Regions from separate parts of the Homo sapiens genome. Here region 1 is linked to region 2. Evidence: chromatin loops called from intact Hi-C (ENCODE). Cell type or tissue: MCF 10A. All regions are shown on one strand. Each heading gives the region's core, and the rest is flanking DNA. Links, peaks and the distances in the headings are about the cores only. Region 1 overlaps LOC102724382 (a long non-coding RNA gene). Region 2 overlaps SCCPDH (saccharopine dehydrogenase (putative)).

Region 1 (16,058 bases), core at 6,930-10,929, 59 kb after region 2:
AGGTTGGTTTGCCTTCGTGGTGCTCCTCCCTGAGGTATCTGTGGGTCCAAGGCAAATGAAACACAGAAGGCTGTGGGAGGGAAGCTGGGAGAGTGGAGACTGAATGAGTGGGAAAGGAAGATGGGGTTTCCTGGTGCCCACCCTTGGTGGTCTAAGCACAGGTGAAGGGTTACCTAAGGAATCAGTAAAGAAATATTTGCAGCCGGCGCGGTGGCTCACGCCTGTAATCCCAGCACATTGGGAGGCCGAGGCAGGAGGATCACTCGAGGCAAGAAGTTTGAGACCAGCCTGGCCAACGTGGTGAAACCCCGTCTCTACAAAAAATACAAAATTTAGCCGGGCATGGTGGCACACGCTTGTAATTCCAGCTACTCAGGAGGCTGAGGCAGGAGAATTGCCTGAACCCAGGAGGCAGAGGATGCAGTGAGCCAAGATCATGCCTGGGTGACAGAGCAAGAGTCCGTCTCAAAAAAAGGAAGAAAGAAAGAAATGTTTGCACCATCATCTAGCCCTTTGGGTAAGAATGAGTTCTGAACACCCAGCAGGAGCATCATGTAGGTAGGCACAGTGACGAGTGGGACTGCCATCCTCCTTGGCTCACACAATTCTACCAGACCGGTTTACTGCAACGTCCTCTGTCTCCCCAGGAATGCACGCTAGAATCAAGGCAGGGAAACTGATGTTCAGTGGGAATATCTGGGTAAGCACTATCAAACACATTTACTAGCTCTCTTGAGACCAAAGCCATCCAAATTAGACTGCTGATATCTATTTGTTTACAGGAATTAAATAAGGATAAGAGAGCCAGGCATGGTGGCAGTGCCTGTGGTCCCAGGTACTCAGGAGGCTGAGGCGGGAGGATCACATAGGCCAGGAGCTCGAGGCTGCAGTGATTGTACCAGCGCACTGCAGCCTGGGGGACAGAGCGAGACCTCATCTCTCTCTCTCTTTTTTTTTTTTTTTTCAGATGGAGTCTCTCTGTCACCCAGGTTGGAGTGCAGTGGCGTGATCTCGGTTCACTGCAACCTCTGCCTCCTGGGTTCAAGCGATTCTCCTGCCTTAGCCTCCCGAGTAGTTGGGACTACAGGTGTGCACCACCACGCCCGGCTAATTTTTGTATTTTTAGTAGAAATGGGGTTTCACCATACTGGCCAGGCTGGTCTCCAACTCCTGACCTTGTGATCCGTCCACCTCAGCCTCCCAAAGTGCTGGGATTACAGGCATGAGCCATGGCGCCCGGCCGACCTCATCTCTTAAAAAAAAAAAAAAAAGAAAGATTTAAACCAACAACAAAAAACCCCTAACAAACATGTGATAGTTGGATTGCGAATACCGATTGGATTAGGGTGTGGCTGAGAAAACCTTGACCCAGCAGGGGCAGAAAGAAGGCACTGCCTTCGGGGCTGGATCAGAGAGGTGCTTTCCCGAGCGGCTTCCTGAGCTGCTCAGCGTTCTGGAGAGAAGGTGGCTTATTTCTGCCCCTTCCCCTGCGGCCGCTGGGCCACGCTCTGGAGGCCGGAGCCCTCCGTGTGCGCCTCTGCTCTGACTCCCGAGGGATGTCGGGCAGCTGAAGCCAGGCAGGGCTCCCGGGTGTGTGACTGTGGTTGTGAGAGTGTCCTCATGCCACATGACAGCGTGGGAAAGGGGCTTGTCTGTTCCTGTAAGGGCACCAAGGCTTCCTGGTTGTATCATTTCCCTTTGGATTTTTGACAGGATCCTTCCCATTCCCAGTGGATTCGGGAAAATCCTTTCGGGCCACTGGTCAGCATTCTTTTCCTCCAGCGAGCTGGGGCACCTCCATAAAGCTGACAGGCAAGGCGCAGGGCCCTCCTCACCACACACACACAGACACACACACACACACACACACACACACACACACGCCTACACACACACACACACACACACACACACACACACACACACACGCCTTTCAGTCACCGCAGGGCAGGGCCCCTGCGCCCAGCATGATGCTGTTCCTTTTGGAAACCACGAGGTGGCGCTGCTGAGACAAGGTCAAAGGTGAGGCTCGTTCCCCTGCGCTGCGAGCAAGAGGCGGCGCCCCTGGTCTGAGTCCTCAGCAGGATCCTGTCCTGGCTGCCGGTGCTGTGGCTTATTCATTGATTTTCCCATCACTTCAGCAAACATTGACTGAGTGCTACCAGGAGCCAAGAAATGGACAATGATCCATGTTCATTGCTATAGTACCTGAACACTTAAAAACACGCTCCCGGGCGGGTGACGCACGCCTGTAATCCCAGCTACTGAGACCTACTGAGGAGGCTGAGGCAGGAGAATCGCTTCAACCCGGGAGGTGGAGGCTGCAGTGAGCCGAGATCGCGCCACTGCACTCCAGCCTGGGCGACAGAGCGAGACTCTATCTCAAAGCAAAACAAAATAAGACAAAAACAAAACCAAGAAAACACGTTTTCAGGAGCTCCCAGGTCCCCAAGTGGAGCTGGAGAGGCTGCGACAGCCCAGGTCTTGAGGAACAGGTGGGTTTTGTAGGTGAGCTTGAATATAGGGGGCGCGGGTGCAGAGGGAGCCTGGCAGGTGTGGGGCAGCCAAGCCAAGGCAAATGGGTGTGACTGACAGTGAGGAGGCTAGACTAGAAAAAGCCTCTCTGGAGGCCTCAGTTTCTTTATCTGTCAAATGAGCTCCAGAGACTCAATGCAGCACTGCCAGGTCCCTCGCCTGGTAGAAGGAAGGGTACCCATGACAGGCTGTAAGAGGCATCCTCGATCATGAGATCATGAGATGGACAGGCCTGCACCCAAACCCCAGCTCAGCCCGCTACTATTTCCGTGCCTCTGACAAGTCCCTTACCTCGCTGACCTCCTGCTTCCTCTTGTAGAAAATGAGATTGATGGGCTGGGCATGGTGGCTTATGTCTGTCATCCCAGCACTTTGAGACACTGAGGCAGGAGAATCCCTCAAGGCCAGGAGTCTGAGACCAGCTTGGGCAATACAGTGAGACCCCATCTCTATGAAAAAATTTTGAAAAATTAGCCGGGCGTGGTGGTGCACACCTGTGGTCCCAAGTACTCGGGAGGCTGAGGTGGGAGGATCGCTTAAGCCCAGGAGTTCACAGCTGCAGTAAGCTATGATTGCACCACTGCACTCCAGTCTGGGCAACAGAGAAAGACCCTGTCTCAAAAAAACAAAACAAAACAAAACAACAACAACAAAAAGAAAGAAAATAAAACAAAATTGATGATACTTGCTTTGATTTGGGAGAATGTATTCTGGCAGGGTTTCAGAGCCAGGAGGCTGTGCTCAAGTTCCGACTCAGCCACTTAGTAATTGTGTGTCCTTGGGAAGTCACTGAACCTCGCTGAGTCAGAGTTTCTTCATGCCTTACATGACTACACCCAGTCTACCTTATAGAATTAATGAAAACTTAAATAAGGTGGTGTTTCCAATCCAGGAGCTAGAGCATAACGGGTGCTGAGTTATTACTTTTCCCTCTTAACTCATGTAGCACTTGCTACCAGAAGTAGAGTTCAGCAATGCGTCCTGCCTTGATTTGCTGATTAATGTTATGTTTGTTGGCCTTGTCTCCGCAACAAGATTTTAAACTTCATAAGGTCATGGACCATGTTGCCGAGCACCATGCCCAGCACACAGTAAGCATGGAATATACAGTCTCCAGCCAAGCACCATGCCCAGCACATGGTAAGCACGGAATATACAGTCTCCAGCCGAGCACCAAGGGCAGTTCACTGATATCGGGGGAACCCACCCACAATATATCAATGTAGGTTCTTTCTATTTTCTATAAGTGTCAGACTGCTGAGAAATAAAGAGAAAGAGTACAAAGAGAGGAATTTTATAGCTGGGCCGCTGGGGGTGATATCACATATCACCGTGATGCCCACCTGAGCCTCAAACCAGCAAGTTTTTTATTAAGGGTTTCAAAAGGGGAAGGGGTGTAAGAACAGAGAGTAGGTACAAAGATCACATGCTTCAAAGGGCAAAAAGCAGAACAAAGATCACATGCTTCTGAGGGAACAGGACAAAAGGCAAAGCAGAACTACTGATAAGGGTCCAACAAAGATCCCAAGGCAAAGGGCAAAAGCAGAACTACTGTTAAGGGTCTATATTCAGCGATGCATGTATTGTCTTGATAAACATCTTAAACAACAGAAAACAGGGTTCGAGAGCAGAGAACCAGTCCGACCACAAATTTACCAGGGCGGAGTTTTTCCCCACCCTAATAAGCCTGAGGGTACTGCAGGAGACCAGGGTATATATCTCAGTCCTTTCCTCAACCGCATAAGGCAGACATTCCCAGAGCAGCCGTTTATAGACCTCCCCCCAGGAATGCGTTCCTTTCCCAGGGTATTAATGTTAACATTCTTTGCTAGGAAAAGAATTTAGTGATATCTCTCCTACTTGCAAGAAGAAAAATATGGCTCTTTTTTGCCCGACACTGCAGGCAGTCAGACCTTATGATTGTCTTCCCTTGTTCCCTAAAAATCACTGTTATTCTGTTCTTTTTCAAGGTGCACTGATTTCATATTTGTTCAAACACATGTTTTACAATCAATTTGTACAGTTAACACAGTTATCACAGTGGTCCTGTGGTGATGTACATCCTCAGCTTACAAAGATAATAGGATTAAGAGATTAAAGTAAAGGCAGGCATAAGAAATTATAAAAGTATTATTTGGGAACTGATAAATGTCCATGAAATCTTCACAATTCATGTTCCTCTGCTGCGGCTCCAGCCGGTCCCTCCGTTCGGAGTCCCGGACTTCCCACAACAACTCAGACTATGGCACTTTCTAGTTTTCTCTTAGAGACAGGGTCTTGCTCTGTCACTCACGCTGGAGTGCAGTGGTATGATCACAGCTCACTGAAGCCTTGACCTCCCAGGCTCAAGTGATACTTCCACCTCAACCTCCCAAGTAGCTAGGACTACGGGTGTGCACCATGGCACCTGGCTAATTTTTTAATTTTTGGTAGGGGCAGGGTCTTGCTATATTGCCCAGACTTGTCTCCAATTCCTGGCCTCAAGTGATCCTTTCACCTCGGCCTCCCAAAGTGCTGGGATTACAGGTGTGAGTCACCATGGGCAATAGCATTTTCACTGATCCAAACAGTATTTGAGGAGATGCTATATTCAGGCTTATACATTCTAGAACTTTTCCTTTTCAAGATTTAAACTTCCTGTATAACAATGTCCTATATCTTGTGGCTGCTAATAACTGGAATAATAATAGCTAACTTTATTGAATGTTTACTGTGTGCTTTATACACATGATCTCATTTAATCTTCATAACAACCTGACGAGGTGATTTATTATTATTCCCACTTTACAGATGAGAAAACTGAGGCTCAGGAAAGTTAAGTAACAAGTGAAGTTTCCACAGCTAGTACTGTAAGTGGGAGAACTGAGATTTAAGTCCAGGTCTTTCTGATACTGGAGTTCTTGCCTGTGAGCACTCTGCAATACTGCCTCCAAAGTAATGACATGCATGCAAGCACCAGGCACATAATAGGTACTCAATAAAAGTTGGCTCTCTTCCTTCAATCAAGAAGTGTATCAAAGGCTGGGCAAGGTGGCTCACACCTGTAATCTAACACTTTGGAAGGCCAAGGAGGAAGGATTGTTTGAGCCCAGGAGTCTGAAACCAGCTGGGCAACATAGTGAGACCTCATCTCTACAAAATATAGAAAAAATTAGCCAAGTGTTGGTGGCACACACCTGTAATCCCAGCTACTTGGGAGGCTGAGGTAGGAGGATCACCTGAGCCCAGGAGGCCGAGGTTGCAGTGAGCTGTGTTTGCACCATTGTACTCCATCCTGAGTGACAGAGTGAGACCCTGAAGCAAGCAAGCAAGCAAACAAGCAAGCAAGAAAGAGAAGGAAGGAAGGGAGGGAGGGAGGGAGGGAAGGAGGGAGGAAGGGAGGGAGGGAGGGAGGGAGTAAGGGAGGGAGGGAGGGAGGGAGGGAGTAAGGGAGGGAGGGAGGGAGGAAGGGAGGGAGGGAGGGAGGGAGGGAGGAAGGAAGGGAGGGAGGGAGGGAAGGAGGAAGGAAGGGAGGGAGGGAGGAAGGGAGGGAGGGAGGGAGGGAGGAAGGGAGGGAGGGAAAAGAAGGGAGTCTAGGATGAAGTGGGCACCTAAGCAGGTGAATAGGATAGGTAAAATCTCATCCCTGCCCTCAGGCGGTAGACACTCTCCAGTCATAAGCTCTAATGTGCTGTAGAAAAGCCTCAGGTTCTCAGGGGTTTTCCAGCTGAGCATCTGGAAGGCCGCAGTGCAGTTCTGTGTCCAAGCACTGCAGAGCCTCATGCAACAGTCTCATCACTCGGTGCGACCCTCCTGGAAGGTCTGTTCCCAGGGGAGGCTACAGCGAGGCAAGGGGAATGCAAGAGTTCCTAGCCAGGCTAGGACCTCAACTTGGCATTCGCGAGAGACAGATTCTCTGTGTCCCCCGTCCCAGCCCTGAAACCCACAGGAGGTAGAGGAGCAAGCTCTCAGTGAAGGCCTCGTCTCTGGAATCTCTTCTTTGGGGAAAAAACGACATGAGCCTGCCACAGAGCCTGTTTATGAAACAAATCAGAGAGCTATTTTGAGCAATTACCCCCAGCAATCACGACAGCATAACTTGTGTAGTCGGAACTAGGTCACCAAGTAATCTCACCAGCGCCAGAAGAAATTCATCTGGGAAGGACACTAGCTTGGGGAGATGAGATAGGATAGGCCCTGGCCTCTTGTCAAGATATCCAGATTTCAAGGGACAACTGAAGACACAACAGAGACAGGGGCTCACTATGCATTTCCTTTTAAAATTGGCAATAATCTGGCCACAGAATCAAGGTAAAGTTACTGAATCCTCTGGTTCTTGGTTCGGCATGATTGTAGCTGCTGGTGGTTGTCATGGAAACCAGCAGAGGCGTTAGATCTTAGCTCTGACACTCAGGAGAAGCTGAACTTATTCTGTTATGAGCTTTTTTTTTCTCTCTTTTTTTCTTTTTTTTTTTTTTAAATAGAAATTGTCTTGAACCTGGATAAACAGGCCTCAAAGTTTTTCCTCCGCCTGGCTTGGATATGTTTCTGTTTCTGCTTTCTGGCTACACAGAATCTAACGACGCATCAAGAATTGGCCCTGGTGCTCTGTAAGATGTTTTGTTGGGTCTCTTTTCAGTTGCCAGAGACAGAGACCTAAATCGACCTAGGTTAGGTAAGAAAAAATAAAAAGATTCATTATTGAGTAAATTATCAATGTGATATTGAATACCCTTTTTTTACTTTTTAGTTTTTTCATTTAATTCTAATTTTAAAATTTATTTTTTCATTTTACTTTTTTTTCCCCCACAATATAGGTGGGGAAAGACCGAAACTGGTCTGAAAATATTTGGAAACACAAAGACGGCCTTGGGCTGGGCGTGGTGGCTCATGCCTGTAATTCCAGCACTTTGGGAGGCTGAGGCAGGAGGATCACTTGAGCCCAGGAGTTGGAGACCAGCCTGGGTAACAAAGGGAGACTCCTTCTCCACCAAAAATTAAAAAATAAGCCAGGTGCGGTGGTACATGCCTATAGTCCCAGCTACTCAGGAGGCTGAGGTGGGAGGATCACTTGAGTCCAGGAAGTTGAGGTTGCAGTAAACTATGATCACACCACTGCACTCCAGTCTGAGTGACAGTGAGACCCCCATCTCTAAAAAAATTTAAAAAATTAGCTAGGCATGGTGGCACATGCCTGTAGTCCCAGCTACTTGGGAGGCTGAGGCAGGAGGATCACTTGACCCAGGAGGTTGAGGCTGCAGTGAGCTGTGATTGTGCCACTGCACTCCAGCTTGGGTGACAGAGGCAGATCCTGTCTCATTAAAAGGGTGGGAGATGACATTAGGAGTCTCTCTCTGTTTTGCCATCTCTCATCTTCGAGTCCATCACACTCTTGCTCTGTCGCCCAGGCTGGAGTGCCACGGCATGCTCACTGCAACCTCCGCCTCTCGGGCTCAAGCCATCCGTCCACCTCAACCTCCTGAGAAGCTGGGACTACAGGCACGCACTACCACGCTTGGCTAATTTTTCATATATTTTGTAGAGACAGGACTTCACCATGTTGCCCAGGGTGGTCTCAAATACCTGGGCTCAAGCAATCTGCCCGCCTCAGCCTCCCAAAGTGCTAGGATTATAGGCATGAGCCACGGTGCCCAGCCCCATCAGACTCTAAGCCTCCCCCTGGGCAAGGGATGGAGCAGGCAGTTCTGAAGTCACATCCTCACACTCTTTCTGCTTTAGTTTAAGGGAGAGAAGTTGGCTTCGAGGATGAAAAAAAATCCCAGGTGGGTTCTGATTGCCTCAGCTGGGAACAGGTGCCTGCGCCAGGGCCGGCTGCCACGTGTGAGGTGGGACCCGTGTCCTCCGCCCTCTGAGACAGCCAGGTGTTGGAAAGGATCTAAAACACGAATTCCATCTCACGTGTGTATATAGACGGCAGCTCCATTTGTTGTTCCTTCTAGGGGGTCCATACTTGTATCAGTCTGAGTCCAGTCCGGAGAGAGAAATCACGTAGTAATTTGAACAGAGAAAATTCAATATAAAGAATTATTTACTAGAGCAAGGGATTACAGCCATGAGGGGCTGGCTAGTAACAAAGAAAGAAAACTCCAGTGAACCAGCCCCAGGACTGAGAGAGCCCCCACGCCGGCCCCAGGCGGAGATCCAGACCTGTGCAGCTGTGACTCTGAATGGCAGAGAAGTTGTTGTGGTGCCCTGTGGCAAATCCTTCTGGAAGTCGGCCCTCCGAGGTGCCAGGTGTCTTGATTGCTAGAGGCATGCTGCTATAAAAACGGCACCAGGGCTGGCGGGCGCCGGGCTGGGCGGGGAGGTTCCGTCTCCTGGGTGCTGCTGGCTGCAGTCACTGTAGGAGCGGGGCACTGGGGGAACCACCCAGTGAGCACCCTGGAACCCAGAGGCAAGTCAACCTCTTCTCCTTCTCCCGTGTCTCTCTATCACCCTCTACTGGCAAGATTTCAGTGCTAGCTAGCCCGGGAAAAAAATATTTAAAGGTCCAGATCCATTTTCACAGAGTAGTCCAAAAGGGGGAATTTGGAGCTGAGAGTCCAAGATGGAAAAACTGGTCTGGGCGTGGCAGCTCACGCCTGTAATCCCAGCACTTTGGGAGGCCATGCAGGAGAATCACTTGCACCCAGGAGTTAGAGACCAGCCTGGGCAACATAGTGAGATGTCTCTATGAAAAATAAAAATTAAGAAAATTGCCAGTCCTGGTGGTACATGCCTGTAGTCCCAGCTACTTGAGAGGCTGAGGCAAGAGGACAGCTTCAGCCCAGGAGATGGAGGCTGCAGTGAGCTATGGTAGTGCCACTGCACGCCAGGGCCTGGGCAACAGAGCAAGACATTGTTGCAAAAAAAATGTATATATATATATATGATGCATAATACCTCAGATTACTCTCCGTTGGGGAAATATTCAGATTTTAGAAGCCATAAAGCAATGAAATAGACATTTAGCATCAACTATGTGTTATGTTTAGATTTGAATCTAACAGAATTAGGCGCTGTAGATCCTTGTTTAGCAGTGTGATATGATGAGAGCAAGTCTACCACATGAAGCTTCCTTTTAGATGCTTAAAATCACAGGGTAGGAAGGCTTGCTTCCTCTCCAGTTATTAAAGAAATTAAATTTAAAATTATATCATGTACCATTTTACACCTACCGGCATAAATGGAGGTGATAATGAACCCAGTGCTGGTCAAGTATTGGATACAGACGTGTAAACATCACTGGTGTCACCAGTTTATTACAGGGGTTCCGTCTTTTTGAAGGAAAATAATAAAACAAGAGCCTTAAAACAATCTTACCCCTTATTCAGTAATCCAAAAACCTCTGAATGTATTTCTAAGTAAAAAGTTCAAGGTCAGGTGCAGTGGCTCACGCCTGTAATCCCAGCAATTGGAGAGGCGGAGGTGGAAGGGTCGCTTGAGCCCAGGAGTTTGAGATCAGCCTGAGCAACAACATAGGGAGACCCTGTCTCTACAAAAATTTTAAAAAATTAGCCAGACGTGGGGGCGTGCAGCTATGGTCCCAGCTACTTGGTAGGCTGAGGTGGGAGAATCACCTGAGTCCAAGAGTTTTAGGCTGCAGTGAGCTATGATCACACCACTGCCCTCCAACCTGGGCAACAGAACAAGACTCTGTGTCTAAAATCATAATAATAATAATAGTTCAAAATAAAGGTCTATCTGTACAATAATATTTACAGTAGTATTCATTTATTATAGAGAGAAAGGTAGAAAACCCAAATGTCTAATGAATAAAGAAAGGTTACAGCCAGGCTCAGTGGCTCACATCTGTCATCCCAGCGCTTTGGGAGGCTAAGGCGGGCGAATGGCTTGAGCCCAGGAGTTTGAGACCAGCCTGGGAAACATGGAGAAACCTGTCTTTACAAAAACTACAAAAATGAGCCAGGCATAGTGGCATGCGCCTATAGTCCCAGCTACTCAAGAGGCTGAGGTGGGGGGATTGCCTCAGCCCAGGAGACTGAGGCAGCAGTGAGCTGTGATCTCACCACTGCTCTTCAGCCTGGGCAACAGAGTGAGACCCTCTCTTAAAAAAAGAAAAAAGGAATATGAGGATGAAATTAGGCAAAGTGAAGAAAATAGCCAAAAAAAAAAAAAGTGTACATACTATAACTATGGGGAAGAAACTTTATACACAGGTTACATGAATATACTAAAAACCACAGAATTGTTCACTAAGTTTTTGAATTTTATGGTATATGAATTATATCTCAAATGTAAAAAAAGAAAAAACACTAATTGAGGCCACAGGGATATGTAAAACATTTCTGTGGTAAAGGAGGGAGATGTTTTGCTTATGTATTCCTCCAAAGTTGTTTAAATCTGAAGTTTTAAGTTAAAAGTTTGATTCTGCAGTCTCTGTCCTGCTTTTTTGTAGCAGGCCAAAGTTGTTCCCTCACCACACAGCCCTCAACGGGGCTCACTCTACTTTTTTTTTTTTTTTTTTTTTGAGATGGAGTCCCACTCTGTCTCCCAGGCTGGGGTGCAGTGGCGTGATCTCGGCTCACTGTAGCCTCTGTCTCCTGGGTTCAAACGATTCTTCTGGCTCAGCTTCCTGAGTAGATGGGATTACAGGTGCCCGCCACCATGCTCAGCTAATTTTTGTATTTTTAGTAAAGACGGGGTTTCACCATATTGACCAGGCTGGTCTTGAACTCCTGACCTCGGGATCTGCCTGCCTTGGCCTCCCAAAGTGCTGGAATTACAGGCGTGAGCCACCACGCTCGGCCGCTCGCTCTGCTTCTGAGGGGTCTTCTACTCCCACGAGTAGACAGGTCAGGCTGCAAACACCCAGTCGCCATCACACTGGCGGGAAATGTCCCCTGAGCCGGAGTCAGGGACTCAGAGGGGCAATGGTGCTTCCGACCACTGAGGGTTCATTTCCTTCAGGGGACTGTCCATCGGGGGCGGTGTGGCGCCTGGAGCTCACACATGTGCAGAGCCTCAGCCACTGCTCTGAGAAGTCAGCAGTCAGAGTTCTATACACAAGGGGCTTAAGGGCTGCAGTCTAATTGGACGGGGGAGATGCAAGTGCCAAGAAAACATGGTGCTTGGACTTAGATTGCATACTTATTCAGGGTGGCTTTGGGGAATGCCCGTAACAGTTATGAAGATAGGGGCAAAAGCTTCCACAAGCGACCACATGGTGATGCCAACCAAATAAGGTAAATGTCGTGACTATCGTCCACATCTCATACTAGCAAACAGGCTTTGTGTGAGCAACAAGGCTGTTTATTTCACCGGGGTGCAGGTGGGCTGAGTCTGAAAAAGGAGTCAGCAAAGGATGGTGGGATTATCATTAGTTCGTATAGGTTTGGGATGGGCGTACAAAATACATTGTCAAGGGCGGGGGAGAATATATCGTATTAGTTAGGGTGGGGCAGGAACAAATCACAATGGTGGGATGTCGTCAGTTAAGGCTATTTTCACTGCTTTTGTGGATCTTCAGTTGCTTCAGGCCATCTGGATGTGTACATGCAGGTCACAGGGGATACGATGGCTTAGCTTGGGCTCAGAGGCCTGACAACACATGAGGAAATGGAGCTTAGAGAGGTTGAGTGACTTGTCCAAGGTCACATAGCTGGCCCAAGATGGAGCTGGGCATGAGCTTACTCCTTGGGATGATGGCGCCCATGCTTTGTGGCATCAGCATTACTGCAGCACAGCTTACATGTCTTACCAAAATGCTTCCTCTTTAGGAGGTGGGGTTGTGACTTGGACAAGGACACATTCTTCCCAAATCAATGACTGCAACACTTAACACTTCTTATGTAACTGGAAACCAATGAATATTGTTTCGGCAGGGCGCGGTGGCTCATGCCTGTAATCCCAGCACTTTGGGAGGCCGAGATGGGCGGATCACGAGGTCAGGAGATCGAGACCATCCTGGCTAACACGGTGAAACCCCATTTCCACTAAAAATACAAAAAATTAGCCAGGCGTGGTGGCAGGCGCCTGTAGTCCCAGCTACTTGGGAGGCTGAGGCAGAAGAATGGCATGAATCCGGGAGGCGGAGCTTGCAGTGAGCCCAGATTGTGCCGCTGCACTCCAGCCTGGGCAACAGGGCGAGACTCTGTCTCAAAAAAAAGGAAAAAAAAAAAAAAACAAAAAAGAATATTGTTTGAATGGATGAATAAATGAATATCAAGTAAATAAAAGAGGCAAAGCCATCATAGCAGTCTTTTAAAAAAAAACTGTATTTTCTGGGGATACTTAAATTAAATACTATTCCCAGAAAATACAGTTATCCTATTAATTCTAGTAACTCTCCTTGTCTCTTGGGTATGTGAACATAGATTATGTGTGAATATACACACGTGTGTGCTCTACTTCTGGCCAATGTTAAGCTTACCTAGATTACTTAATGTAGAGTGGATATAATAGAATGGATATATTCATAGCTGCTAGATTTAGGAAGGCAGTATTATTTTAACAGGCTACTAGCTTGCTTCTTTAGCAGTTACAATTCTATAACTGTATGATTGTTCCTTTTCTTTTTCTTCTTTTTTTTTTTTTTTATTTATTTTGGGAGGCTGAGGTGGGTGGATCACTTGAGCCCAGGAGTTTGAGACTAGCCTGGGCAACATGGTGAAACCCTGTCTCTGCAAAAAATATAAAAATTAACCAGGCATGGTGATGCATGCCTGTAATAACAGCTACTCAGGAGGCTGAGGCGGGAGGATTGCTGGAGCCCAGGAGGTTGAGGCTGTAGTGAGCTATGATGGCACCACCACACTCCAGCCTGGGTGACAGAGTGAGGCCCTATCTCAAAAAAAAAAAAAAAAAAAAAAGAAAAAGAAAACAAAAACCAAAAAACAAACAAACAAAAAAACCTTGGCCAACCCTGTCTTATGTAGTTAAATTATAAACATGATATTTTAGAACACTGGGATGGATGTATGCTGAAGGGTACTAGATATCTGGGGTACAGTTAATCTTGGGATATTAAGATCTTGATGTATGATTAGACCCTGGAGGGTGTCATGCGCGTCCTTGAGAAGAGACCACCAAACAGGCTTCGTGTGAGCAATAAAGCTTTTAATCACCTGGATGCAGGCAGACTGAGTCCGTAAAAGGAGTCAGCAAAGGGAGATCGGGGTGAGGCAGTTTTATAGGATTCGGGCAGGTCGTGGAAAATTACAGTGAAAGGGGGTGTTCTCTTGCGGGCAGGGGCGGGGGTCACAAGGTGCTGGTGGGGAGCTCCTGAGATTCATTGTCCAGGAGAAGGAATGTCACAAAGTCAATTGATCAGTTAGGGTGGGGCAGGAACAAGTCACAATGGTGGAATGTCATCAGTTGAGGCAGGAACTAATAAGTGGCTATTTTCACTTATTCTGTGGATCTTCAGTTGCTTCAGGCCATCTGGATGTATACGTGAGGGTCACAGGGGATATGACGGCTTAGCTTGGCCTCAGAGGTCTGACAGAGGGCATCTCGTCCATCTGCCCGCAAGATTCCTGATTTCACCCCTCACCCATCCCTTATCTTTCCAATAGTCAGTTTTCCTTTGAACATCTTCCTTAGAAGATGACCTCACCTTCAGAAGATGTCTATCACATTTCAGCCAGCTGTGACAAACAGAAACTTTATAAATTAGGCTGGGCGTGGTGGCTCACGCCTGTAATCCCAGCACTTTGGGAGGCCAAAGCGGGCAGGTCACTTGAGGTCAGGAGTTAGAGACCAGCCTGGCCAACATGGTGAAACCCCATCCCTACTAAAAATACAAAAAGAAGAAAAATTAGCTGGGTGTGGTGGCACGTGCCTGTAGTGCCAGCTACTGGGGAAGCTGAGGCACGAGAATCACCTGAACTCTGGAGGCGCAGGCTGCAGAGAGCCAAGATCGCGTCACTGTACTCCAGCCTGGGCGACAGAGTGAGATTCCATTTCAAAAAATAAATAAATAAATAAAATAAACTTTATAAATTGACCAAAATCTTTGTCCAGATTCTGAAGGCAGCTCTGCAAGGGAGATGCAAGTAGCACAGAGAACTGGCATGGTTTCCCTGCAGGCTGGTTTTCCTGGGAAGCGGACTCAGATGGAGTTTAGCCTGTACAAGTGCCCTCAGACCAACACCTGTGTAAGAGAGGAGGCAAGAGCGGGTGTGGGCAGTGGGAGGACCTGGGCTGTACTACAGGTCCAAGGACAGCCCCAGCCAACCCACAGGAATCTTTGGAGCTAGAATGCTCTTCAGAGTTTCCTGATTTCGGGGGAGATGGTCAGGTCTTCATACTCGGGCTTTCATCTGTCCCTGGATGTTGACAGGGCTGCTCTGGGGAGGAATGTGGTCTTGAAGAGCAGCTCCTGGAAGCTAAAGCAGGTCCCAAAGCCCAGAGGCAGTTTATGCAGAGATGCAAGCTCTCAGTGAAGGCCCAGCCTTCGGAATTGCTTATTTGGGGAAAAACAATGCGAATTTGCCATGGAGCTTATTTATGAAACAAACACACAGAGCTATCTTGAGCGACTGTCTCTAGGAGTCATTACAGCCCAACTGGTATGACGGGTGCGAGGTCACCAGCTAATCTCACCATAGTCAGAGCCCCGCTCATGGCAGCGCAGCAGCCAAGGCAACAAGTCCTTCCTTGAAGGACATCACTGCGCTCACCGAACACAGAGATGACATACATTAAAGCGGCGTGTCAGCCATTCCGTTGGCAATGTATTGGTTTGATAAATGTGTATCAGTGCAGCCTAAGCCACGGCATTAGCATGACGCCCACATATCACTGTTGGCTTATGATGACTGTCCACTAAACCCCTTCTTTTTCACATAGGCAGAAACTTTTTTCAGGGTTTTCAGGGAAGAAAGGGACCTGGGCTTTTAGCTCTCCCATCTCCCCTTCTGCCTCCAAACGATAGAAGCATAACAATAAAGACTTGGAGACCCAGCTTGCCATGCAGAGACTTACCAACAACCAAGCTACCAGATGCGTGTGAATCCATGTGGGGTTTGATAAGATTATTCTTTGTCCAAAGCCCTGATTGGTGGATAAGGTAAAGGAACCTAGTTTTCATTGGTAGAGGAATTAGGAGGAGGTGGTAGTGCCATCTGATTGGTGGAAAGGAGAGGGGCGTCAAGCTCACATTGGCTGGGAATTCTCCAGGTGCAAGCCACGTTCATCTCTGCACCCTCTTGAGAGTTCCCTTTGCTTCTTCCAAGCCTCTTTTCTCTGGCTTCCCACCCTGCCAGCATGGGGTCCACCCTGTAAGACGCCTGGGTGCCGATCTATCCTCTATCTACAGGGTCCCTGCTGAGCCTTTGCCCTGCAATGCCATTAGTTCCCCCCAGGCAAGGGACAAGGGGAGGCTCCTGCGGTTCATTAGTGTAAGGAAGGCCGGCTCCATGACACCAGCCCTGTGCTGTATTCAAGGGCAGGGCCCAGCTGACCCTCAGTGATGACGGAACACGGGAGAGATGACATACACTAAAATGGCATGTCAGCCATTCCATTGGCAGTTTGTTGGAACAGATGAAAAATGTGCCTCACTTCCTCATCCCTATCTG
Region 2 (16,058 bases), core at 4,126-8,125:
TATTTAATGCTATCATAAATGGTGTTTTTTACAAAAATAATCACCTTCTAACTGTAGCTGGCATACAGAAATACAGCTGATTTTTATATTAATTTCATATCCAGGAACAATAAAAACTATTGTGGAAATAAATGAAACAGAATAGAAAAAATCAACAAAACTAAAAGTTGGTTCTTTGAAGAGGTCAACAAAACTGACACATTTTGGCTAGACAGACCAAAAAAAAGAGAAAGAAAACCCAAACTACTAAAATCAGGAATAAAAGAGGGAACATTATTACCAACCTTATAGAAATAAAAAGGAGTATAAAGGAATACTATGAAAAGTGTATGCCAACAAATTAGATAACCTAGGTGAAACGGACACATGTCTGCTCAGTGGATCACGACCCTCTCACACGGACCCCCTTAGAGTTGTAAGCCCTTAAAAGGGACAGGAATTGCTCACTCGCGGAGCTCGACTGCTGGAGACGTGAGTCTTGCCGAAGCTCCCAGCCGAATAAAGCCCTTCCTTCTTTAACTTGGTGTCTGAGGGGTTTTGTCTGCAGCTTATCCTGCTACAGCCTAGTTGAAAAAATTTATGTTCAAGTGCTATTTCTTTTGCGGCACTGAAAATTTACTTCTAACAAATTTGGGGGCCCGCCCGGGATTCCCATTCTCCTTTGGTGAAGGGTCTGGTCCTCTCCCATGAGGAGGCATGCCCCGCTGCCTTGTTGCAGTGGCCTCAGGGGTAAGGAATCAAGACCCACCGGGTGTGACAAATAAACCCGGACTCTCAGCAATGCAGAAAGAAACTGGCTGGCGACCTGGGGAAAGGGATCATCACACACCGCAGCGACCAGGTAACTCTGTGCACAGACCAAGGTAAGAAACACCACAGGAGCAGCCAAGCGTTTCCTCGGTGGTCGGGATACTCTGCGGGGGTTGAAAGTGTGTGTGAATGCGAGGAGCCTCCAGCAGGTGGGGCTAAAGGATAGGAGACACATCTCTAAGATGAGAGATGGGGCCTAACCAGGACCCAATATGGGAAATACCCCAAGCAAGACAGGGACCAAGAAGGACAAAGATAACAAGGATATTCCCCTTGAGTGCCCCCTAGGTCTCATGTTAAAATACTAGAAGGATAATGAAAGGACCAAAAACAAGAAAAAGCAGCTGCTGTCCCAGACCCTTCTCCTATCCCCATTGTCCCCCTCCTTATAACCCTGCCTCCTGGGAACTGTCCCAGGAGCCCACTCACTACGAGCGTTAAGTCCTCTTCCCTAAAAGGACTTCAGCGTGAGATAGAGCAATGTAAAAAGGATTTTCAGAACTTCCCTTTCCTCTCTTCTCGGGGGAAGAAAGAGCCACGATCCGTCGAACTGCTATGGGAGTCTTGGAACGTGAACACCCTTCTGGCCAAAACGTTCCTACAGCGGATCAAAAATTTCCCGCCCAAAACCTCAGGTGGGACAATAACAATGCAGCCCCTCAAGAAAATATGCAGGACCTTAGGGAATTGATAATAAAGGGGATTAAAGAATCAGTATCCCAGAATCTTACCCAAACATTTTATGTACAGCAAGGGAAAGATGAAGCACCTATAAAATTTTTTAGATTAAAGGAACAAATGAGAAAATATGCTGGTCTAGGTCTCGAGGATCCTCTTGGGCAGGGAATGTTAAAACTGCATTTTGTCACTAACAGTTGGCCAGATATTAATAAGAAATTACAAAAGATAGAGAACTGGAAAGATAAACCTATAGAAGAGCTTCTAAGAGAAGCCCAAAAAGTGTATGTAAGAAGAGATGAAGAAAAAAGCAGAAAGCAAAAATTCTGCTGTCTACCATACAACAAAGTACCCAGGGGGCCAGAACCTGTAAAGAACCTAGACCCCCACTCTCCAGGCAACATAAAGAGGATGAAAGAGTAAAGCCAGGAGACTCAAAGGTAGAGAAAAAAAATCCTAGAGGAGAAAGACTGACAGGGAACAGAAGGAGTCAAGGAGAGAGAAAGAGAGAGAGAGAGAGTCAAAGAAAAAGAGAGAGAGAGAAAGAGACAGAGAGGCAAAGAGAGAGAAAGAGACAGAGAGGCGGAGAGAGAGAGAGACAGAGACACAGACGAAGAGGCAAAGGGAGAGAAAGAGGACAAAACAAATGTTTCGAATTAAAAATAGGTCACTTCAAAAGACAATGTCCCAAATGGGAAAAAGAACAAAAGTCATATATAAAAGCAAATCAGTTCATATTAAATTTCTGTTAATTCCAGAGGCAGGAACAAACTTATCAGAGAGAGATTTAGTACTAAAATTTGGCTTACGCCTCTATATTGATTAGGGAAAATTCCTCCCCTCCCTAAACTTGCTCCCCACCGCAGACAAAGAACACATTCATCCCAAGGTATGGTCAAAAGACAGGAATCGAGGAAAGTTACAGATTCCTCCGATTCGTGTTAAATTAAAAAAATTAAAAACCCCTGGGGAAGTAGAAAAGAGAAAGCAATACCCTATTCCTTTAAAAGTGAGGGTAAATTTAAAACCTACAATTGATAATTGAAGGTCTTCTCTGTGACGGGCTGCTTAAACCCTGTATGTCTCCCTATAACACTCAAATTCTGCCTGTAAAGAAGCCAGATGGGTCATACTGGTTAGTGCAAGAACTTAGAGCTATTAATCAGATAGCCAAACAGACTACCGTTTCTTAGCTGTACAACTGGCCTGCTTTGCAGCTAGGGAAAACCTAGGACACATGGAGTTAAATGCTAGGAGAAGCCAGACCTCATCTGCACTTCTGTCTAGGTCCTAGGCTCTACACCTAGCACATAATTAAAATCCCAAACTTACAAGGTTTTCAACAAAAGTAAAGTTTGCTAAAAGTTAAGTCTAACATGTATGATCCTAACTTCTAATCTTGTGGCCTCAGGCAGTCTAGTCCACAGACATGAAGGCAGTGTGCTTTGGAAAAGAATGGTTATCATCTTTGACATTAAAAAAAAAGGAGAATTAGCCGGGCGCGGTGGCTCAGGCCTGTAATCCCAGCACTTTGGGAGGCCGAGGCGGGTGAAGCATGAGGTCAGGAGATGAGACCATCCTGGCTAACACGGTGAAAGCCCGTCTCTACTAAAAAAATACAAAAAAAAAAAAATTAGCCGGGCGTGGTGGCGGGAGCCTGTAGCCCCAGCTACTCAGGAGGCTGAGGCAGGAGAATGGCATGAACCCGGGAGGCGAGCTTGCAGTGAGCTGAGACTGCGCCACTGCACTCCAGCCTGGGCGACAGAGCGAGACTCCATCTCAAAAAAAAAAAAAAAGGAGAATTTATGTAAAAAGAATCTTATATGGTAAATTCTTGTCCTAAAGTAAATTAACTGGTTGTTTAAAGAAAGGGATATTTACGACAAGTCAGAAAGTTAAGGCATGTCAAAGGTCGTCTGTGAAAGTCGTGAAAAATGTTATAAAAGGGAATTTATGCAAGAAATGTCATATAATTGAAAAGTAATTAGGCCTCCTGAATGTAAAACTATTGAAGAAACAGTTTATGTGCAAGGTGTGTAAGGAAAGTAAAATATACTTTTGGTAAAAGGATTATAAGGAGGCATAAGAATGTGGATTTTTACCTACATTAAAAGGTTAAAAATTGTTTTGAAGGTTTAAGCAAGGTTTGAAAAGTTAATTGTAAAGGAAATTCTGTGTGTAAACATATTGGTTAAAGTTTCTGTAAACTGGACATTAAAATAAAAGCACAACAGGTTTTTCTTAAAGTACTAACCTGTTCTTTAACAAAAATTATAAAGGGTTAAAAAGAGTCTATAAAAAACTTATGGTCAGACATTAAAATTGGATAAATATGTCTAAAAGGTTTTATTAAAATTGAGTTTAACATTAATAGCACACTAATAGAAAGGTGACATTTAGCTGATCTGCTAATTGTCAAATATAAAATGGCATTTGGGTTTCTTTGGTCTAAAAAATTAATAAAAACAGTTGCTAAAGAGAATTCTGAAGGAAAATGGATACTGCCAGACCAGAGAGAAATGTTATCCAAACCCCTTATGAGCGAAATGTTGTTCCAGCTGCGTCAAGGGACCCACTGGGGGCCCCACGCCATGTGTGACGCAGTCCTCAGAGTTTATGGGTGCACAGGAATTTATACCCCGGCCAAACGGGTTACAGACAGTTGCTCAGTATGTAAGAAAACCAATAAACAAACTATAAAAAGATTACCCCTTGGGGGAAGGAGTCCAGGCTTAAGGCCATTCCAAAGTATCCAGATTCATTACACAGAGATGCCTCCAATTGGTCGTCTAAAGTATTTATTAGTAATAATAGATCACCTTACTCGTTGGGTACAAACTATTCCCTTTTCAAGTACAACTGCTAGTAATGTAGTCAAGGCATTAGTTGAAAATATTATACCCAGGTTTAGATTAATAGAAAGCATTGACTCAGATAATAGGACTCATTTCACTGTACATGTCATTAAGAAATTAGCCCAGGTACTGGATATAACATGGGAATATCATACTCCCTGGCACCCACCTTCATCAGGAAGAGTGGAAAGAATGAACCAAACTCTAAAAAAGCCACCTAACCAAATTAGTCTAGAGACTCGGGTGCCATGGACTAGCTGCCATCCCATTGCCCTGCCTAGAATCTGAACTGCCCCTCGGAAAGATGTTCGCTTATCCCCTTACGAAGTGTTGTATAGGTTGCCCTGTTTGCACTCCACTGCTGACATTCCCACAGTCAAAACAAAAGATCAGTTCCTCAGAAATTGTATGTTTGGTTTATCTTCCACTTTCTCGTCCCTCAGAACTATAGGTCTTTCAGCACAGGTACCCCCCCGCTAGAGTTTCCAGTACACCAACATTAGCATGAGGACCGTGTCCTTGTCAAAAGCTAAAGGGAAGGAAAACTCGAACCCGCTTTCGAAGGACCCTACCTAGTGCTTCTAAGCACCAAGACCGCGGTTCGAACAGCAGAAAGAGGATGGACTCATTACACCTGGGTCCAAAGAGCACCACCCCCTCCAGAATCATGGACAGCTATTCCAGGGCCAACTCCAACCAAGCTAAAGCGAAAATGGGTTTGAACCTCCTATACTGCATCTCTTTCTTTTCCCCTTCTATTGCTAGTCCTCTCTTTACTAGTGTAACTAGGTCAAGTTCACCCCAAACCATTACTTTTGACGCTTGCCTTCTGATGCCCTGTGAAGATTTGTCAAACCAGAGGCAAATCTACACTTTAGAAAAGTATCTTTATCCTTCCTAGCTCTCCTCAGACTGGAAATCTGTTAACTGAGATAAGTTAGTTTGGGAGGACTTTGACAAAGAGTCCAGTATGAACTGGGAATCTTGTCCTCCTAGAGCAGAGCTTCTCTGCCGAAATTTGTCCGATGCTCTATAAAACACCAAAGAGCAAGGACGGACGGCCCCAACTAGTACTTGCAGCTTCTTAAAACCATACATTCATTTTACTAAAGGAGTTTCCCCTCCCCATGGTCAGCTGAACCAATGTAATCCAGCACAGATGACGACTGCTGCTCCCCAGAGTTCTTCCCCTTCATTAGGCCATTTCTGTGGTGTAGGAGAAGTCTCAGGGAAGGACCCCATAGGATCCTTTGAAATGTACTTCATTGCCTCCTCACATCCTGCACCCCCTTCTCCCTCGTCTAAGTTCTCCACTAACCAAACTTTCTCTCATTATATACCCAATGATAAAACCTATGTAGCTACTGTAGAGGTTAAAGATTTAAAACAAACTACAGCAATTGAAACAGGGTATCTGGATGCAAATGCTTGGCTGGAATGGATAAAATATTCTGTTTGCACGCTAAACAAAAGCGACGGTTATGCTTGTGCAACAGGCAGGCCAGATACCCAAACTGTCCCCTTTCCACCTGGGTGGTTCTCTCATGACTGGGCATGAGCTGTGTGGTAGCTCTCTTCCAGAACCCTACAGCCGAGGCGATGAGTCATGCAAGACTCTTTCACTGCTGTTCCCTGAGGTCAAGAGCCTTGTGGGTCAGCCCCCGAGGGCCATGTGGCCTCCAGCCTGATATTAACTTCACCTCGTGCCTTTCACGGCAGACGGAAAAGTTAGCATTCCTTGGAGACTTAACAGGGTGCAGTGAAACCAAGCCTTTTCCAGAGCTTACCCACCAGTCTGCCCTTGTTCATCCTCGAGCAGGTGCGTGGTGGTATTGCGGGGGACTATTGCTGGGTATTCTGCAAGTAATTAGAGCAGCACTTGTGCTCTAGTCCAGTTGGCCATCCCTTCCACCCTAGCATTCTGTCAACATGATAAAAAAGAAAATCATAAAAGAAGTGCCCCACATGGGTCCTTTGACCCCCATGTTTATATAAACGCTACTGGAGTTCCATGAGGAGAACCAGATGAATTTAAATCTCGAGATCAAATAGCTGCAGGATTTAAGTCAATATTTTTACAGGTGACAATTAATAAAAACAAAGACTGGATACATTACATCTATTATAATCAGCAGTGGTTTAGTAATTACACCAGGGATACTGTCAAAGGGATAGCAGAACAATTGGGGCCCACTAGCCAGATGGCTTGGGAAAACAGAATGGTCCTAGATATATTAGCCAAAAAAGGCGGTGTTTGTGTTATGATTGAAACTCAGTGTTGTACCTTAATCCCAAACAACACTACCCCCACTGGGAGCACAACGAGCGCCTTACAAAGACTTACCGCTTTGTCCCATGAACTAGCTAAAATTCTGGAGCCGATAACCCTTTCTCCGGGTGGCTAGAAAGGTGGTTTGGTAAATGGAAAGAACTCAGCCTCAATTCTTACTTCTCTTGCAGCTGTAACAGGTGTACTCATTCTTGGTGGGTGTTGTGTCATACCGTGCATCCGTGGGCTAGTCAAAGACTTACAGATGCAGCACTAACTAAAACCTCCCTTAGCTCTCCTCCACCCTATTCAGATCAGCTTTTTCTTTTAGAGGATAAAGTCGAGCAGCAAAGCCAAGACATGTTAAAAAAAGTTTGAAGAGGAAATAACAAGAAAATTGAAAGGGGGGAAATTGTAGGATAGAATAAATTCCTCTTCGAAGGTTTCAGCCTGTAAATTGTTACGTACAATGAGTCCTGAGATCCTCTCCAAAGAACCAATGTGTCAGTTATGTTCCGCTCCCCTGTTCTTTGTTCTTTAAAGTTTAACATCCTCGTTCTTTACGTCTCCTTGACCCTAGTTTCAGTAAACAACCCCCTCCTAGCCTCTATCACCTGCTCTGATCTTAGTCACCCTTGGTCACCTGCTCTGTTCTTAGTCATCCTGAGCCACTTGTTCTGTAACTGTCCTTCCTCGTACCCCTGCTCTCTTTAAAATAGCCAATCGGAATTAGCTTAGACTGCAGTCCAACCCTAGCCAAAAGGGGAATGACACAGCAGTAGGGGCTACCTGTGTCAGGGATAAGAACACCTTCCCCTCCCTTGTTCAGGTGTGCTCTCACCATTGCTCCATCCACGAGATGCACCCTTCTATAGAAGTAAAGTTGCCTTGCTGAGAAATTTTATGTTTCAGCGCTATTTCTTTTGCGGCACTGAAAATTTATTTCTAACAGCCAGGCTGGTCTCAAACTCCTGACCTCAGGTGACCCACATGCTTTGGCCCCTCAAAGTGCTGGGATTATAGGCATGAGCCACCGTGCCCAGCCTAACTTTCTTAATTAACTGAAACCTGTCTCAGATTTTCTGGGTTCACACTCTATTACCCCAGGTCACATCAACTGGCTTAAGAATGAGCAAAATGACTAATCTTCTCTATTGTTTGACATATAAACTGGGTAGCTCTTCCCAAGAAATCATGAACCTTTATTACAAAGTATACTTGGGGATGCCAGTACCTTCCCTGCTCTGTCCGGAGCCTACATAAAGAAAAGCAGAAGAAAAGAAAGAGACAAAAAGGGAGAAACAAGAGGGGAAAAAAAGAGTTCGGACAGTATCATTTGAACATCTAGATCCAGCCATATGATTTACTCTCAGGCATTTGGTTACATGAATCAATAGATTCTTTTTTGTTTTGTTGGTTTAAGCTGGGTTTCTAACACATGCTACCAAGGGTCCCAAGCATGCTTTTCTCATTCTTGTTTCTGAGCCTTTGTTCCAGTTGCTGCCTTTGACCTTCCAAATGCTATTCACTTTTCAAAGCCAATTTCAATAAGGCCTCTATGGCGCATTCCCAAATTACTCAGGCCCACTATCACTTATTTTTATTTTTGACACAGTCTCTTGCTCTGTTACCCAGGCAGGGGTGCAGTGGCACGATCTCGGCTCACTGCAACCTCTGCCTCCCAAGTTCAAGCAATTCTCCTGTCTCCATGACCCGAGTAGCTGGGATTACAGGAATGTGCCACCATGCCTGGCTAATTTTTGTATTTTTAGTAGAGACGGAGTTTCACCATATTGGCCAGGCTGGTCTCAAACTCCTGACCTCAAGTGATCCATCTGCCTCAGCCTCCCAAAGTGCTGGGATTACAGGCGTGAGCCACTGCGCCTAGCCACTTCTTTTTATTCTTATAAGGGAGGAGACCACCCCTAATATTGTCTTATGCCCAGTTTCTGCCTCCAAAGAAAGAAGTAAAAACTAAAAGGCAGAAATGAAATCCACAGGCAGACAGCCCGGCGCCGCGTCCTGGGCCTGGTTACAGATTGACCCTTGACCTGACCGGTTGTGTTATCTATAGATTCCAGACATTGTATGGAAAAGCACTGTGAAAATCCCTGTCCTGTTCTGTTCCGTTCTGATTGCCGGTGCATGCAGCCCCCAGTTATGTACCCCCTGCTTGCTCAATCAATCACGATCCTCTCACGTGGACCCCCTTAGAGTTGTAAGCCCTTAAAAGGGACAGCAATTGCTCACTCGGGGAGCTCAGTTGTTGGAGATGTGAGTCTTGCTGAAGCTCCAGCCAAATAAAGCCCTTCCTTCTTTTTTTTTTTTTTTTTTTTTTTTTGAGATGGAGTCTCGCTCTGTCGCCCAGGCTGGAGTGCAGCGGTGCGATCTTGGCTCACTGCAAACTCTGCCTCCCGGGTTCACGCCACTCTCCTGCCTCAGCCTCCTGAGTAGCTGGGACTACAGGTGCCTGCCACCACGCCCAGCTAATTTTTTGTATTTTTAGTAGAGACGGGGTTTCACCGTGTTAGCCAGGATGGTCTCGATCTCCTGACCTCGTGATCTGCCCGCCTCGGCCTCCCAAAGTGCTGGGATTACAGGCGTGAGCCACCATGCCCGGCCAGCCCTTCCTTCTTTAACTCGGTGTCTGAGGGGTTTTGTCTGTGGCTTGTCCTACTACACTTATACTCTACTAAAGAGTCTGTGTAACCACAAATTTTAGCATATTTTACATACCTCTTTACGTTAATCTGAACCCACAATCGAGATGAAGAAAGTACTTCCTCTTATTAAACACGTTCCATCCCACCCCATCTTTGTCTTTGATACACTATTTCCTCTTCCTTCACATCTCCACAGCACCAGCCCTTGAAATTCAGCTATATCCCAGCTTCTCCAGAAAGTTCATGATCTCTGGACTCTTAGTTAGATGTATTCGCCATTCTTAGAATCCTACAGTATTTCATCTGATCTCTTTAATAACAAACATTTTTTTCTTTCCTGCCAAACTAAATTATTACACTTTAAAGGTAGGGTTTGCATCTTATTCATTTACATGTCATTTTCTCTTGCACAGTTACTATATGCATTTGCACCACTATACAATATTTGTTGAATGAATATAATTTAGAACAAATACTTCTGAAGCCACAGTGCAGACCTAGAACTGGGTTAGGCACTATCAGCATAAAAGTATTGTCATAAAACATGGTCCTTTCCCAGAAATGCAACTGTCTTACGTTCCCAACGTCAATGTCTTACGTTCCCAACGTCAATGTCTTACGTTCCCAAATGCACTGTAGATTCAGTAAGACTAGATTCACCTCATACACCTCTGTTTGGTCACAGCAGTACCTAAGTTAGGCGCATGATAAAACTATGCTGACTTGCACTAAGGTGAAAATTTTCCTGGCCAACAACATTTACTGTGCACCAGTGATAAATGCTTTAGTGTTGAGATCATGATAATTCATTCTAATACAATGAACTGTGCAGTTGTTTTTAAAAGAAATTATATTTTAGGGGCCGGGTGCAGTGGCTCACGCCTATAATCCCAGCACTTTGGGAGGCCAAGGTGGGCAGATCACTTGAGGCCAGGAATTCGAGACCAGCCTGGCCAACATGGCAAAATACCAACTCTACTGAAAAAGAAAAAAAAAAACAAAAATTAGCCAGGTGTGGCGGCACATGCCTGTAATCCCAGGTACTCAGGCGGCTAAGGCAGGAGAACCACTTAAATCCGGGAGGCAGAGATTGAGTGAGCCAAGATCACACCACTGCACTCCAGTCTGGGCAACAGAGTGAGACTCTGTCTCAAAAAAATAAAATAGCCAGGCATGGTGGCTTACACCTGTAATCCCAGCACTTTGGGAGGCTGAGGTGGGCGGATCACCTGAGGTCAGGAGTTCGAGACCAGCCTGACCAACATGGAGAAACCCCGTCTCTACTAAAAATACAAAAAAAATAGCCGGGCGTGGTGGTACATGCCTGTAATCCCAGCTACTTGGGAGGCTGAGGCAGGAGAATCGCTTGAACCCACGAGGCAGAGGTTGCAGTGAGCCGAGATCATGCCATTGCACTCCAGCCTGGGCGACAAGAGCGTAACTCCATCTCAAAAATAAATAAATAAATAAAATAAAATAAAATAAAAAGAAAATAAAGTATATTTCAAGTCAAAGTAATCTTGGCAATGTATCTTTTTAAAAATTAAACATGGTGACTTTCACACATTAAAAATTATACATACCTAAAAGACACATGTATCATTTCCAAAATATTTTTAATATTAACTTGAAACAACACAAGACAAACCAAAAAACCAACCTCAGGTCCTGAATGTATAGTCAGGAAACTTTCCACAGCAGTCAAAGTACCTAAAAGAGTAGGAGAATGGTAAAAAGCAAAATAAAATAACATCTAAATTATTTGGGGTAAGTAATAATAAACAATGCGTATTCACTTAGGGACTAGCTTTTCTAAGCCTACAGCTGACACAGAAAATTTGTACAGACAACAGTTTTATTATGTTTTTGTACACAGACTTACGAAGTAGCTATGGCCAGGTAAACCATCAGAAAGAGTAGTCTAGCATAAACTCTATCTCTATTAGGTCTAAGGATTGGAACACTGAATATTTTGAAGATATTCAATTCACATTTCACTGTGACAAAATCTTTTCTAGTATTTAAAAACTGATGACAGTAAGAATCTCCCCCAATAAAGCAACAATTGAGCTCACCCGAATTCTGGGAGGCTCTTTAGGACACAATTACCAAATAGATCTATGAGGCTGGGCATGGTGGCTCATGCCTATAATCCCAGCATTTTGGGAGGTCAAGGTAGGAGGGTCACTTTCTTTTTTTTTTTTGAGACAGAGTCTGTCTCCCAGGCTGAAGTGCAGTGCAGTGGCGTGATCTCGGCTCACTGCAACCTCCACCTCCTGGGATCAAGCGATTCTCATGCCTCAGCCTCCCAAGTAGCTGGGATTACAGGCGCGTACCACCATGCCCGGCTAATTTTTGTATTTTTAGTAGAGATGGGGTTTCACCATATTGGCCAGGATGGTCTAGATTTCCTGACCTTGTGATCTGCCCACCTCGGCTTCTGAAAGTGCTGGGATTTCAGGCGTGAGCCACCATGCCCGGCCCCCAATTTTTTTAAAAAAATTAGCCAGCTGCAGTGGCATGTATCTGTAGTCCTAGGGACTACTACTACCACCCTACTAGGGAAGCTGGGGTAAGAGGACTGCTTGAGCCCAGGAGTTCAAGGCTGCAGTGAGCCATGATCACGCCACTGCACTCCAGCCTAGGTGACAGAAAAACACCTTGTCAAAAGAAGGAAGAAGTTAGATCCATGGGAATTATTCTGCTTTAAAATATGACAGCTTTCAAAAGGCTTATTAACAGTGGCTTACAATGAATGTACACAAAAACTATCAAAACACCCTCTGTGATAGCATATAAAACACTCAAAACAAGACTACTAAAATGAAATAAAAAGAAGTATAAAATAAAAATTGGAAACCAAGCCAGGAAAAAGGGGACATCAAGTATATTACCCATGAAGACTAATATACAGGCATAGTGGTTAAGTATTTAATTATTGAGTTTCTCAAGAACATTGAGGCAAAAGAAAAATATAATGGGCTGGCTAATTCTCAAAATCTGATAAATGAAATATATTCATTCCTTAAGAGACAATGTTCCTGGTTTTAATTCTAAGAGAAAATTAAAACATGGGGCCTTACAAAGTTGACACCAAGCAAAATAATAAATAACCACGTCATCAACAAAGCTGTTGCAGCAGAAGAGAACTACAGCCAGATAAATGTCGTTAGTCTGACCACAGACAAAAATAAAAAGCAGATCATTAACGTATAACTCACTAGAGCGATTCTGATGGTTACTAAAAGAATGTGGCCTGGGTGTGCGGCTCTGTGATCTAACCCGATCCGCAGAAGAACACAGAACACCTAAAGCGGTAATCCAATAAAAGTGGACCACCTGCATCAACAATCAGCTGGGGTGCTTGCTAAAATGCTGACTTCTAGGTGTCAGGATCTGAAAAAAATTTTAAACAAACCTTAAACTAATATTTCTCCCTTATGAAGGAAAAAAAGGCTTATTCAAAATAAAAGCAGAGAACAACCTCAAGAAACAGGATTATCATGAAGAAAACTTCTAAACTTCACAGACGTTAAAGCATTATTTTAAGAAATGGAGACATATTAGGTCTAAGGATTGGAACACTGAATATTTTGTAGATGTTCAATTCACATTTCACTTTTTAATTGGAATGGTTCTAGTGTTTCACCATTCATTAAGTATGATACAGCTACTGCCTTCTGACATTCATTCATTCGTTCATTCATTCATTCATTCATTTGAGACGGAGTCTCCATCGCCCAGGCTGGAGTGCAACAGCGCGATCTCAGCTCACTGCAACCTCCGCCTCCGGGGTTCAAGCGATTCTCCTGCCTCAGCCTCCCGAGTAGCTGGGATTACAGTTGCACATCACCACGACCAGCTAATTTTTTTGTATTTTTAGTAGAGACAAGGTTTCACCATGTTGGCCAGGCTGGTCTCAAACTCCTGACCTCAGGTGATCCACCTGCCTTGGCCTCCCAAAGTGCTGGGATTACAGGCGTGAGCCACCGTGCCCAGCCCTGACATTTATTATGTAGGAAACTATTCTATTCCTAAAAATGTAAAATCAGTAAATGGTGTGAATTCTCAATTTTCAAATCATTTTTTGAGATGGGCATATAGCTGTTCACCTCTGATATAATTGCATAACTTCCTAATGCTAAACCTTGGTCTCAATATATTGTTCTTCTAAAATGCCACTGGATGAGCTGCGCATGGTGGCTCACGTCTGTAATCCCAGCACTCTGCGAGGCCAAGGTGGGAGGATCACCTGAGGCCAGGAGTTCAAGACCAAACTGGGCAACATAGTGAGAACTCATCTCTACAAAAATTTTATAAAATTAGTTGAGTATGGTGGCATAAGCCTGCAGTCCTAGCTACTTAGGAGGTTGTGGAGGGAGCACTGCCTGAGCCCAGGCATTCGTTACGGTGAGCTACGGCAGAGCAAGATCCTGTCTCTTAAAAAACTTTTTAAAATGGCACTGGATTAAAATTTTATATAGTATTTTCTTTTTACTTTTAATTTCATAAGCAAGATTTGTAGTTTGTGTGTGTGTGTGCTATCTTTGTTGGACTTTGGTTTCATAGTTATGCTAACTTTTTAATATATGCTGGAACATTTTCCAATTTTTTAAGTCTAGAACACTTTATATGGTACTGAAGTTACCTGTTTCAGTTTTGTTTTTTGTTTTTGTTTTTTTGTTTTTTTGCTTTTTTCTAAGAGACAAGGTCTCACTCTGTAACCCAGGCTAGAGTGCAGTGGTGCAATCATAGCTTACTAAAGCCTCAAACTCCTGGGTTCAAGTGATCCTCCTACCTCAGCCTCCTGAGGAGCTGGGACTGACTACAGGTGTGCACCACCACACCTGGCTAATTTTTTTTTATTTCTTAGGGACGAGTCTTACTATGTTGCCCAGGCTGGTCCTGAACTCTTGGCCTCGAGAGATCCTGCTGCCTCAACCTCCCAAGTAGCTAAGATTATGGGTGTAAGCCACCACACCCTGCTCAGGTAATTTTCTAAACCAGACACTCTTAAATATGCAAAACATCAGTAACTTCAAATGTTTTATCGTAACATTATTTTCTCCATTCTTAAATAAGTGTCTCCAATTCTGTGTTCAATACTTTCTAGCTTTGACGGTTAAAAATTTAAAACCTTTTAACTATAATATACAAATTATGCTTTAAAATGTGCTGATTCCTAAACAAAGCAAGTTTGAATTTATAACGTTGCCAAAGTTGTTTTCCAGAAATTTTACAGCCCAAACTATACTGAGACAATAATATATCACTGTAAAATACAGTATTATCCATGTCTCAACAATAGTCTCAATAGCATTTTATTAAAAGTGCAGCTATATTAAAAACAAAACATGTGTTTAATATTACCCATTTATGGCTATGTTTCTTTTTTCAACTAGATTTTAGTTCACCACAGTTAGAAACATGAAGCCTTTGCACGGTACTGTTAAATTCCATTATTGCTTATTGATCAATAATTACCATTCATTTTATTTCTGGTATATATTACTCCCAGATCTGCTGGAATGGAGTCAAAGCCGCTGCTTCCAATGATATAAACCCCTTTGTCTGCAGCTTTCTCATGATACTTCAGTTGCATTAGTTCCAGAAACTAAAAAATCCAGGATAAGAATTTTAATTAGTTATGCAGAAAGATGTAGACCAGTATTAAATAATTTATCTTTAAAAACAAAGCAACCAAACTTTGAAAATGCTAAGCAGTGTGGCTCTGCAGCAAAACATTAACTGTCAAAATATTTTCCACTTATTCGGCAAATACAGCGCCTACTGCACACCAGGTGGTACAGAAGTTGTGCTCGTCTGACTGTATGACACTTAATTTTTTTAGAATGACTTTTAAATATAAAAGTAATGCCTATTATAAAATATTAAAATATAAAAAATAGAAAGCAAAAAAAAAATGACCCCAAACAGCATTACCCAGATGAACATCATCACAGACATAAAGCTCCGCACACGTACAGACAGAGAGCAGGAAAGTAGATGGTGGCAGAGGGCACAGGGGAATAATGTCTGCTCTGCTCTTCTGCCTGTTTTTAGAAATTCCTTTTTAAAAACAGTTTAAGATTTACAGAAAAATTGAATAGTAGAGAGTTCCCAAGTACTCTGAAACCCAGTTTTCTCTATTTTTAACATCTTTTACATGAACAGTGGTTACAATTAATGAACCAGTACTGACATATATGATTTAATTCACTAAAGTTCACAGTTCATTCTGATTCCCTTAGTTTTAACTGAACCCCTTTTTCTGCTCCAGGATCCCATCCAGGATTACATTCGGTTGTTACGTCTCCTTCGGCTTCTTTTGGCTGCGACGGTTTCTCACACTTTCCTTGTCTCTGATGACCTTGATGGTTTTGAGGAGTACTGGTCAGGCATTTTGTAGAGTGCCCCTCTACTGGAATTTGTCTCATGCTTTTCTCATTATTATTATGAGTTTTGGAAAGAGACCACAGGGGTAAAGTGCTATTCTTATCATATCATATCACATCGGGGCTACGCACTGTCAACATGATTTACCAGGGTTAATGCTGACTTGAACACCTGGCTGAGGCAGTGTTCACCAGGTTTCTCCACTGTCAATTTATGCTCCCTCTCCCAGAAGGTGACACACAAACACAATCACACCTGTTCAAGCACATACCAGACACAAACACACACCACACACACCCATTCATGCACATACACAAACACACACGAACACAATCACACACACACACTTGCTCATGCACACACAAACACATTAAGTCACACTAACAT

Evidence for each region. A loop is a pair of places that touch in the nucleus more often than their neighbours do. Peaks named below come from ENCODE experiments on the same cell type or tissue, not always from the same donor. Only the 100,000 strongest peaks of a DNase experiment are listed, where the experiment ranks them.
Region 1: it touches region 2 in a loop (8-fold over the local background); 43 of 110 quality-filtered maps call a loop at or near these places.

The regions. Positions count from the first base shown.
Region 1 is chr1:246,682,590-246,698,647 of GRCh38, reverse strand. LOC102724382 (a long non-coding RNA gene) reads right to left here. Exons shown (of 3, transcript XR_949364.3): 1 at 15,463-16,058; 2 at 8,434-8,495; 3 at 6,119-7,180. Among named protein-coding and RNA genes, the nearest start is that of SCCPDH, 34 kb to the left of the region's middle. RefSeq lists an enhancer at 8,294-8,814. In MCF 10A, for the core only: a CTCF peak has its summit at 8,978 (motif pointing left); a DNase peak (open chromatin) is centred at 8,947.
Region 2 is chr1:246,739,003-246,755,060 of GRCh38, reverse strand. SCCPDH (saccharopine dehydrogenase (putative)) reads right to left here. Exons shown (of 12, transcript NM_016002.3): 4 at 14,760-14,889; 5 at 10,936-10,985. Among named protein-coding and RNA genes, the nearest start is that of SCCPDH, 23 kb to the right of the region's middle. RefSeq lists a silencer at 889-1,039. In MCF 10A, for the core only: no CTCF peak of the experiment used is centred there; a DNase peak (open chromatin) is centred at 5,910.